Regions from separate parts of the Homo sapiens genome. Here region 2 is linked to region 1. A link is an interaction called in ENCODE POLR2A ChIA-PET data of the cell type or tissue named here. Cell type or tissue: B cell. All regions are shown on one strand.

Evidence for each region. Peaks named below come from ENCODE experiments on the same cell type or tissue, not always from the same donor. Only the 100,000 strongest peaks of a DNase experiment are listed, where the experiment ranks them.
Region 2: POLR2A ChIA-PET joins it to region 1 with 5 read pairs; 1 of 35 experiments calls an interaction of 5 or more read pairs at or near these places.

The regions. Positions count from the first base shown.
Region 1 is chr21:44,882,362-44,887,361 of GRCh38, forward strand. It overlaps ITGB2 (integrin subunit beta 2), which reads right to left. Exons shown (of 16, transcript NM_000211.5): 15 at 4,375-4,541; 16 at 3,592-4,069. The coding sequence ends at 4,007. Among named protein-coding and RNA genes, the nearest start is that of PTTG1IP, 11 kb to the left of the region's middle. In B cell, no CTCF peak of the experiment used is centred here; a DNase peak (open chromatin) is centred at 70; H3K27ac peaks cover 660 bases.
Region 2 is chr21:44,357,411-44,362,410 of GRCh38, forward strand. All of the region lies in intron 2 of TRPM2 (transient receptor potential cation channel subfamily M member 2), which reads left to right. Among named protein-coding and RNA genes, the nearest start is that of TRPM2, 6.3 kb to the left of the region's middle. In B cell, CTCF peaks have their summits at 3,113 and 3,324; a DNase peak (open chromatin) is centred at 2,961; H3K4me3 peaks cover 346 bases; H3K27ac peaks cover 331 bases.

The DNA of each region.
Region 1 (5,000 bases):
AAAGTCCAAGACGCGTGGGCAGCCAAGCGAGGAGATGGGAGGAAACCTCAAACCCACCTCCCGAGGGGCTTGGGGATGGTGTTTTTCAGGGGTCTGGGCAGGTGATGGGGTCTGAGGCGTGGGGATCGCTGATTGGTGAGTATGAGTGGTGAAGTCACGGGATAGGGGATGAAGAAACCACATTCCTGAGCTGAGTCGGTTCCTTGGTGGGGCCTTCAGACCAGTTGGCGTCAGCTGTTCTGCTGGAATTCAGGGTGTGGGAAACACCTTAAGCAATTCTTGGCTTAAAAGGTCCAGGCTCAGAGATTCCACCTGTAGGAACAACGGGGAGCAGGTGATCCGTGTGCCTCGTGACTCTTGTTAAGTTAGCAGCTGCAGTGAGTTGGGTGGTGGTGCCTGCCACACCCTGGTCAGTGCCTAACTCCAATTCTGCCCAAAGCCTGCGTTGGAATTCTCAGTAACCCTGTGAGGAGGGTTTCACTCAGGGCTGGCATCTGATCTTTGCCGGACGTGCTCCAGGCCAGGCCCTCTGATTGCCTGGGTCACCTGAGGTCACCCTCCCCCATCCCTCCTTCCTGAGAGGGCATCACCACCCCGCACACACCCCTGTAGACCATACCTTGATGTCAATTTTTTTTTTTGAGATGGAATCTAGCTTTGTTGCCAGGCTGGAGTGCAGTGGCGCAATCTCGGCTCACCACAACTTCCGCCTCCTGGGTTCAAGCCATTCTCCTGCCTCAGCCTCCTGAGTAGCTGGGATTATAGGCACGTGCCGCCACACCAAGCTAATTTTTGTATTTTTAGTAGAGATGGGGTTTCACCATGTTGGCCAGGGTGGTCTCGATCTCCTGACCTTGTGATCTGCCCACCTCGGCCTGCCTCCCAAAGTGCTGGGATTACAGGCGTGAGCCACTGCGCCCAGCCAGTGTCGACAATTTGACCTCCATCTCCTAGCTTTGTCTAGTGGTTCTCAAACTACAGCGTGCATCAGTATCCCTGGAGGACCTGCAAAGCCCAGATTGCTGAGCCCACCCGGAGTGCTGCCGACTAGCTGGTCCAGGGCCAAGCCAAGAATGCGCCTCTGACAGGTTTCTAGGTGAGGCTTGTTCTGCTGCCAAGGCCAGCCTTGGGGAACTGAGGCTCAAGGCCAGCGGGTGTCCACCCTGGCTGCACAGCAGCCTCCCCGAGGAACACTGAACACCAGTCACGGCAGCCCTTCTCCGACAGGGCAGGGGCTTTTAAAGCCCCAGGTGCAGGCTGAGTGGGGACCCCTGAGCTGGGAAGTGAGCGGTGTTGGAGCATCTGGCCATTTCTAGCTCCTCCCACCTGCCCAGGTAAAGTCTCCCAGGCATATACAGTAAGAGGTTATCACACAGTTAGAAGTTCGTTTTTGGTTTGTTTGTTTGTTTGCTTTTTTTTTTTTTTTTTTTTTTTAAGATAGGGTCTTTCTCTGTCACCCTGGCTGGAGTGCAGTGGTGCAATCACAGCTCACTGCAACCCCCAACTCCCAGGCCTAAGCCGTCCTCCTAACTCAGCCTCCCAAGTAGCTGGGACTACAGGCATGTGCCACCACACTACTAATTTTTTTTAATGTTTAGTAGAGATGGAGTCTCACTGTTCAAGGCTGGGTCGCCAGGTGTGCTGTGTGACTCTTGTTAAGTTAACAGCTGCTAACTTAACAGCCTCAGGTTCAAGGCCGATCTCGAACTGCTAAACTCAACCAATCCTCCCACCTTGGCCTCCCAACGTGCTGGGATTACAGGCGTGAACCACCGTGCCTGGCCACAGTTACAATTTTAAAGTAGGGGACCTAAAGCAGATGCCACCCACATGTGCCCATTTGCAGGTCTGCAGTGGCCCTGGCAGTGTGGCCAGCTGTGTGACTTGCCCAGACAAACTAAGGGGTTTCCCAGGACAAAGGCCTTCCTGTGCTAGAACTGAGACGTTCACCAACTGCAACCACGGCCAGCAGCCTGCTTGTGTCCAGAGCTCTCAGGCAGGATCTGTGTGGAGCTTGGTGCTGAATTCTGCTCTGGGGCCGTGAGCAGCTTTGGCACAGCCCAGGGCTGTTTCCACACGTCCACTAAAGCAGTACTGGCTCCCTCCCCTCTGAGTACCCCAGTGGGAGGCAGAGGGGGCTCTGTAGACAGCCAGAGGGGAGGTGTAGACACAGTTGGAGGAGAGGTATAGACAGCTGGGGGGGAGATGTAGATAGCTGGAGGGAAGGAGTAGATGGCTGAAGGGAAGGCATAGACACAGCTGGAGGGGAAGTGTAGGCACAGCCAGAGGGGAGGTGTAGATGGCTAGAGGGGAGGTGTAGATGGCTGGAAGGGAGGTGTAGACGGCTGGAGAGGAGGTGTAGACAGCTGGAGGGGAGGTGTAGACTGCTGGAGGGGAGGTGTAGACTGCTGGAGGGGAGGTGTAGATGGCTGGAGAAGAGGTGTAGATGGCTGGAGGGGAGGTGTAGACTGCTGGAGGGGAGGTGTAGATGGCTGGATAAGAGGTGTAGATGGCTGGAAGGGAGGTGTAGACTGCTGGAGGGGAGGTGTAGATGGCTGGAGAGGAGGTGTAGACGGTTGGAGGGGAGGTGTAGACTGCTGGAGGGGAGGTGTAGACTGCTGGAGGGGAGGTGTAGATGGCTGGAGAAGAGGTGTAGACGGCTGGAGGGGAGGTGTAGACTGCTGGAGGGGAGGTGCAGACGGCTGGAGAAGAGGTGTAGACGGCTGGAGGGGAGGTGTAGACTGCTGGAGGGGAGGTGCAGACGGCTGGAGAAGAGGTGTAGACGGCTGGAGGGGAGGTGTAGACTGCTGGAGGGGAGGTGTAGATGGCTGGAGAAGAGGTGTAGACGGCTGGAGGGGAGGTGTAGAATGCTGGAGGGGAGGTGCAGACGGCTGGAGAGGAGGTGTATACGGCTGGAGGGGAGGTGTAGACTGCTGGAGGGGAGGTGTAGATGGCTGGAGAGGAGGTGTAGACGGCTGGAGGGGAGGTGTAGACTGCTGGAGGGGAGGTGCAGACGGCTGGAGAAGAGGTGTAGACAGCTGGAGGGGAGGTGTAGACTGCTGGAGGGGAGGTGTAGATGGCTGGAGAAGAGGTGTAGATGGCTGGAGGGGAGGTGTAGACTGCTGGAGGGGAGGTGTAGACGGCTGGAGAAGAGGTGTAGACGGCTGGAGGGGAGGTGTAGACTGCTGGAGGGGAGGTGTAGATGGCTGGAGGGGAGGTGTAGATGGCTGGAGGGGAGGTGTAGAGCTGGAGAGGAGGTGTAGATGGCTGGAGGGGAGGTGTAGATGGCTGGAGGGAGGGCAGACAGGTACCCGCTTTCCTGCTTTGCCTCTGCCCTGGCCAGGCTCCGCCGCAGGCACCTCTTTGGTGGGGCCACCACCGTTTACGGAAATGCACCTAGGATTTGGGACAGGGCCTCAGAGCGGGGCTCTGTATAGACCAGCAGGTGAGGAAGGAAAAGGGAAAACAGAACCTGCCCCATGGTCTGAAGCCAGCTGTGTGCCTGTGTGGCAAAGGTCAGCGGGCAGGACAGGGCCCACGTGTGCCTGGCCACCTTGCCAGTCGGGGGAATACAGCGGACACAGTGCCCAGTTTCCATGGACAGCCTGTATTGAAGTTTTATTTTTTTTCTATACACGTGATTGATTAACAATATAATTAATGGGATGTCATTTTATACCCTGACAAGTTTAAATGTAAATAAATTGGCACCACCTTTAATCAGACTGATGTCCTGACTTGCACAGGAAACACGCACCTAACCTCACCAACCTCAAGCCCTCCCTCCTCAAGTCTCCATGCAAAGACTGTGCCAGTCAGAGTGGAGCTGTCCCCCCGACGAGCCCCCAGAAGCACCCGGCCGGCCATGGCTGTCATTTTGAGGGCGGAAAATAACTGGATTTCTGGTTAATTGGTGACATCCTCAAGAGCTGTGGCAAGCCATGTCTCGGCCGCGTGATGGGGCAGACATGGTGGGTCCTGACGGCCTTGTCTTCACCAAGTGCTCCTAACTCTCAGCAAACTTGGGGTTCATGACCGTCGTGGTGGCGCTCTTGAAAAGGGGATTATCCTGGTGGGAAATGCAAACAGGGGCTTGTGAGTGTGGGAGGTTTTCAGAGCAGAATCTTTCTCCCTGAGGACACTCCCCGCATGGAAGCCGTCACTTTGAGGAAGAGCTAGACGTGGGGCAGCCCCCCCAGGGTCCCAGCACCGGCAGCCAAGCTCACCCACAGCGGCGGACGCCCAGAGGACAAGCTGCCTGGGGAGGCCGGGGTGCAGCCACACACGGGTGTCCACGGCCTCCCGCAGCAGGAGGTCGCATAGTGTGGGACGCACGTGCCCCTCTGCGTGGGACCCCCAAGGACGGCCACTTACATTGTTCCACTGGGACTTGAGCTTCTCCTTCTCAAAGCGCCTGTACTCCCGGAGGTCGCTCAGGTGGATCAGAGCCTTCCAGATGACCAGCAGGAGAATGCCGATCAGCACGATGCCTGCCACGGTGCCCCCGACGATGGCGGCGATGTTGGGGCCTGCCACACACTCTAGGGAAGAAGCAGCACACCTGAGCGTCAGTCCAGCCCCATCTCACTGAGCCGTGTGCCCACAGGTCCGAGGTCACCCCACAACACAGCACTTAGAGAGACGGAGGTTCCCAGGGCCCCGGCTCACCATCCATCACCATGGCCAGGGGTCAGTGAGAACCTGGCCCAGCCCCTGCTGGATTCCAGGCCAGGCCCTGTGGTTCCAAATGAAACCTAAGGGCCATTGCCACCACCCCTGCTGACAGAGAAGAAGGCAGGGCCAGGGTACCGGGCAGCCAGGACAGAGTGCTAATACTGGGGGGTAGGACACAGTGCGAGGGACCCCGCTCTCCTACAGCAGAGTTCAGAACCAGGCTCAGGGTCCCTGCTGGAGTTCACTCCCCATACTGTGAAAGTGATTTGTGGTCGTCAAGGACAAGACCAGAGACCAGAGCTCAGCAGGTGAGGCCGGTGCCAGGA
Region 2 (5,000 bases), 520 kb before region 1:
AGGACTCACAGCTGTGCACACAGCTAAGGTTTATCATGGTGAAGGCCTACGTGATGGGCTTGGCAAGGGAGAAAGACACAGGCCGAGTCTGGAGAATCTGAGGGCAGGCTGCTGCGGCTCTCCTGTGCAGGCGCCATGCATGCTCCTTCCTCTAGCCGAGAAGCACGTGGCCACCTGCAAAGCCCATTCGAGGCTCAGAGCCCAGGGCGTGCATCCTGCGCTGGCCACGTGGGCCCCTCTGCATGGCAACCACCCAAATCCCAGACTCCCAGCAGGAAAGCAGCTGTTCAGCACAAACCCATTGCAGGAACAGTCCAGGCCCGGCAAAGCACTCCTAGCAGTCAGGGGACGGAGAGACGCTCCAAAAGCCCCGTTCCCAGACACCACCTTGAAAGCAGGCCCCTCTGAGAAGGCAACCTGAGATCTGCTGCACCGAGTCTGTCCCGCACAGAAGCCGCTCTCATCTCACCAACCACGGTGGTCACTGCAGCAGGATGGGAAGAGGGACCAGGTGTGTTCCTGGCTGTTCCTTCCTGAGGAGTGGATGGAATGTCCCTCCTTCTTGTGGAAAGACCAGGGCGGAACGAGTGGTGAGCATCGTCTGCCACAAACACAGCTTTTCAAGCAGATTTATTTATACCACTTACATGTTTCCATTAAGCATGGTAGGGTCTTCCTACCCCACTCGTCCAGACCTGGAGCCCCTCGACACCCGCCCGGGTAATCCCACTGCTTAGCCCCACGTCCTGGTAACCCTCCTCAGCTCTGCACAGACTCGTCTCATTTCCGTGTCTGCTGTGGCCACCCTGGTCCAGACCTTTGTGCTCACATTTTGCCACCATGGATCTCATGACCTTGGGCAGATGACTTCTCTTCCCTGGGCCACCAATCCTCATCTGTGAGCGCAGAGACTGGAGGGGATGCCTCAGAATTCACGCGCACATGCGGTGGGGGTGGGGAGGCAGGGAGCCCCCCTTGGGTGGCAGGAAGGAGCCCAGGTTGGAGAGAATACACCTCCAAGAGCTCTCATTTCCCGTGGGGTGCCGGGGGTGGTGTCCCGTTTACGCCTATCTGGGCCGAGTTCCGAGCGAGCTCTCCGGCGATGTAATTTCTGGATCAGTGTCCGCAATGCAGTTTCCAGCATCACATCAGGCTTGCAAACGCCATGCAGGTTCAAGTTCCAATCTCATCAGAGGTGATCGTTCAAGGACAAGAGGGACAGGAGGTAGCTTGTGATAGGCTGTTAGGAACATACAAGGACATTTGGGGCAGCATTGGAGCAAGACGGGAGAGCTCAGGTCCTTGTCTAGGGAACTCCTTTCCCCACCTCCGACCCAGGTCTCTCATCCATAAACAGTGGAGGTCACATTGTGTCCGGAGTTGGTTCCTTCCCGGGGGTCTTGGTCTCGCTGACTTCAAGAGTGAAGCCGGGGACCTTCGCGGTGAGTGTCACAGCTCTTGAAGATGGCAGGGACCCAAAGAGTGAGCAGCAGCAAGATATATTGTGAAGAGCGAAAGAACAAAGACTCCTCAGCGTGAAAGGGGACCCGAGCAGTTTGCCGCTGCTGGCTGGAGGGGTGGCCAGCTTTTATTCCCTTATTTGTCCCCGCCCGTGTCCTGCTGATTGGTCCATTTTACAGAGCGCTGATTGGTCCATTTTACAGAGCACTGCTTGGTCCATTTTACAGTGTGCTGATTGGTCCATTTTACAGAGCACTGCTTGGTCCATTTTACAGTGTGCTGATTGGTCCATTTTACAGAGCATGGCTTGGTCCATTTTACAGTGTGCGGATTGGTCCATTTTACAGAGCACCAATTGGTCCATTTTATGGTGTGCTGATTGGCGCATTTTACAATCCTCTTGTAAGACAGAAAAGTTCTCCAAGTCCGCACCCAACCCAGAAGTCTAGCTGGCTTCACCTCTCAACATCAGGTGCTCGCAAGATCCCTGCAAGTCTGAAGTGCCTTGAGCGTGACCTTAGGGGTTTGTACGGATTTGGATTTGTAGGGTGCACATCCGGGAGGAATTATTTTTTCCATTTTAATGATTGAGAAACTGAGTGTAGAAACATCCGAGATCACACAGTCAATACGTGGCGGGGAAACCTGTTTCCTTTCTCACTGCTCAGTGGTCTTTCCCCTGTGCCATCTGGTTCAGGTTTCATCTGGTTTTAGAGTTTTTTTGTTTGTTTTTTTTTAATTCCCTTATTTGTCCCCGCCCATGTCCTGCTGATTGGTCCATTTTACAGAGCGCTGATTGGTCCATTTTACAGAGCACTGATTGGTCCATTTTTTTCCTGTCTCATCTGTGTATATATATACACATATATATGTATATATATATATATTTTTTTTGAGACGGAGTCTTGCTCTGTCACCCAGGCTGGAGTGCAATGGCCTGATCTTGGCTCACTGCAACCTCCACCTCCCGGGCTCAAGCGATTCTCCTGCCTCAGCCTCCTGAGTAGCGGGGACTACAGCTGTGCACCATCACACCTGGCTAATTTTTGTATTTTTAGTAGAGACAGGGTTTCACCATATTAGCCAGGCTGGTCTCGAACTCTTGATGTTGTGACCCGCCCACCTCAGCCTCCCAAAGTGCTGGGATTACAGGCATGAGGCACCATGCCCAGCCTCATCTGAACTTTTCTAGGTTATTTGTTACCAGCAAAAAATTGGAATCTAAAAATATGGTGGATTTCCAATTAAACAAGTTACAAAGAACACATAAATTTATCTCTTCTTGCCCTGAAACACCAATGAATTGCAGTAAAGCAAAAAAAGACTTCAACCCACAAAGAAAAAAGAGGGAAGTTAGCAGTTGAAGAAAGAGATTGCCGCATTCTTGCCAGAGGAAGGGGAGGAGGCAGAGTAGCAGGTCCTGAAGGCTGGCGACTCGGGCAGCTCCTGCCGTCCCCAGGCGAGGGGAGGAGGTGGGAGACCTTGGGCGAGGTGCTAGCCCCATGTCGTCTGCTTGGAGCCTCCATTTGTGTGTGCTTTTAACTTTTTATTTTGAAATAATTACAGATGTACAGAAGTTCCAAAGATACTGCAGAAGGGCCCCACGGTTCCCCCTGTGGCTACATTCTGCATAACTGTAGTACAGTACCCAAGCCAGGAATTAAAGCTGGTAGAATGCATGTGTTTAGTTTTATGTCTTTTTTTTTTTTTTTTGAGATGGAGTTTTGCTCTGCTGCCCAGGCTGGAGTGCAGTGGCACCACACCAGCTCACTGCAATCTCCGCCTCCTGGGTTCAAGCAATTCTCCTGCCTCAGCCTCCTGAGTAGCTGGGACTACAGGTGAGCACTACCACGCCCAGCTAATGTTTATATTTTTAGTAGAGATGGGGTTTCACCATGTTGGTCAGGCTGGTCTCGGACTCGGGACCTCAACTGATCTGCCTGCCTCGGCCTCCCAAAGTGCTGGGATTACAGGTGTGAGCCACCGCTCTTGGCCTTATGTCATTTTTCACATGTGTATTTGTGTAACTACCACCGTGGTCAAGATACAGCACTGTCCATCTCCACCGAGCTCTTCCTGTACTTCCTCCGTATGGTCAGCTCACCTTCTCCCCCATCATCCCTGATCCCTGCAACCACCAGTCTTTCTTCATGCCTATCATTGTGTCATTTCAAGGATGTTACGTCAATGGAATCATACGCTACATGACCCGTGTCTTTTTCCCTCAGCACAGCGCACTTGATATCCATCCAAGTTGCTGCTTGTGTCAATATTATTATTATTATTATTTTTGATATGGAGTCTCATTCTCTGGAGTGCAATGGCACGATCTCAGCTTACTGCAACCTCCGCCTCCCGGCAACTGGGAGTAGCTGGGACTACAGGCATGCGCCACCACGCCTGGCTAATTTTTGTATTTTCAGTAGAGACAGGGCTTCACCATGTTGTCCAGGATGGCTTTGAACTCCTGACCTCAAATGATCCACTCGCCTTGGCCTCCCACAGTGCTGGGATTACAGGTGTGAGCTACCACACTCGGCGTTGTGTCAACATTATTTAACTGCTGAATATTCCTTTCCCTTTCGCCTTGCCTGTGTCATTACACTTCAAGTGAGATTTTGGTAGACGTCAAATAATTGGGTCCTATTTTTTTAAATACATTCTGTCAATCTGTTTTTTAATTGTCATATTTAGAAAATTTATATTTAGTGTAATTATTGGTATGTTAGGGCTTATGTCTGCCATTTTATTTTTTGTTTTCTGTTTGTTCTGTGTTTTTTTTTTGCCTTCTTGTGGGTTACTTGAACATTTTTTAGAATTCTATTTTGATTATTCATACTATTTTTGTTTTTTGGAGACAGAGTCTCACTCTGTTGCCCAGGCTGGAGTACAGTGGCACGATCTCGGCTCATTACACCCTCCACCTCGCTGGGCTCAGGTGATCCTCCCACCTCAGTCTCCTGAATAGCTGGGACTACAGACATGCACCACCATGCCCGGTTAATTTTTGTATTTTTGGTAGAGACAAGGTTTGGCCATGTTGGCCAGGCTGGTCTCAAGCTCCTGAGCTCAAGCAATCTGCCCACCTTGGCCTCCCAAAGTGTTCGGATTACAGGCGTGAGCCACTGCTTACACCATACTATTTTTGAGTGTATCTTCTTGTATCACTTTTTCTTAAAGGGGTTGCTCTAGATAGTATATTATATAATACAGCTTATCACAATCTGCTGATGTTGACATTTTACCAGTTTGAGTGAAATATAGAAACATTATCTCCTTTTACATCTCTGTCCCCTTCTTAATCTATAATATAATTGCTTGAAATATTTCTTCTACATATATTGAAATGAGGGCCGGGCATGGTGGCTTAAGCCTGTAATCCCAGCACTTTGGGAAGCTGAGGTGGGCGGATCACGAGGTCAGGAGATGGAGACCATCCTGGCTAACACGGTGAAACCCCGTCTCTACTAAAAATACAAAAAAAAAAAAAAAAAGCCAGATGTGGTGATGGCCGCCTGTGGTCGCAGCTACTTGGGAGG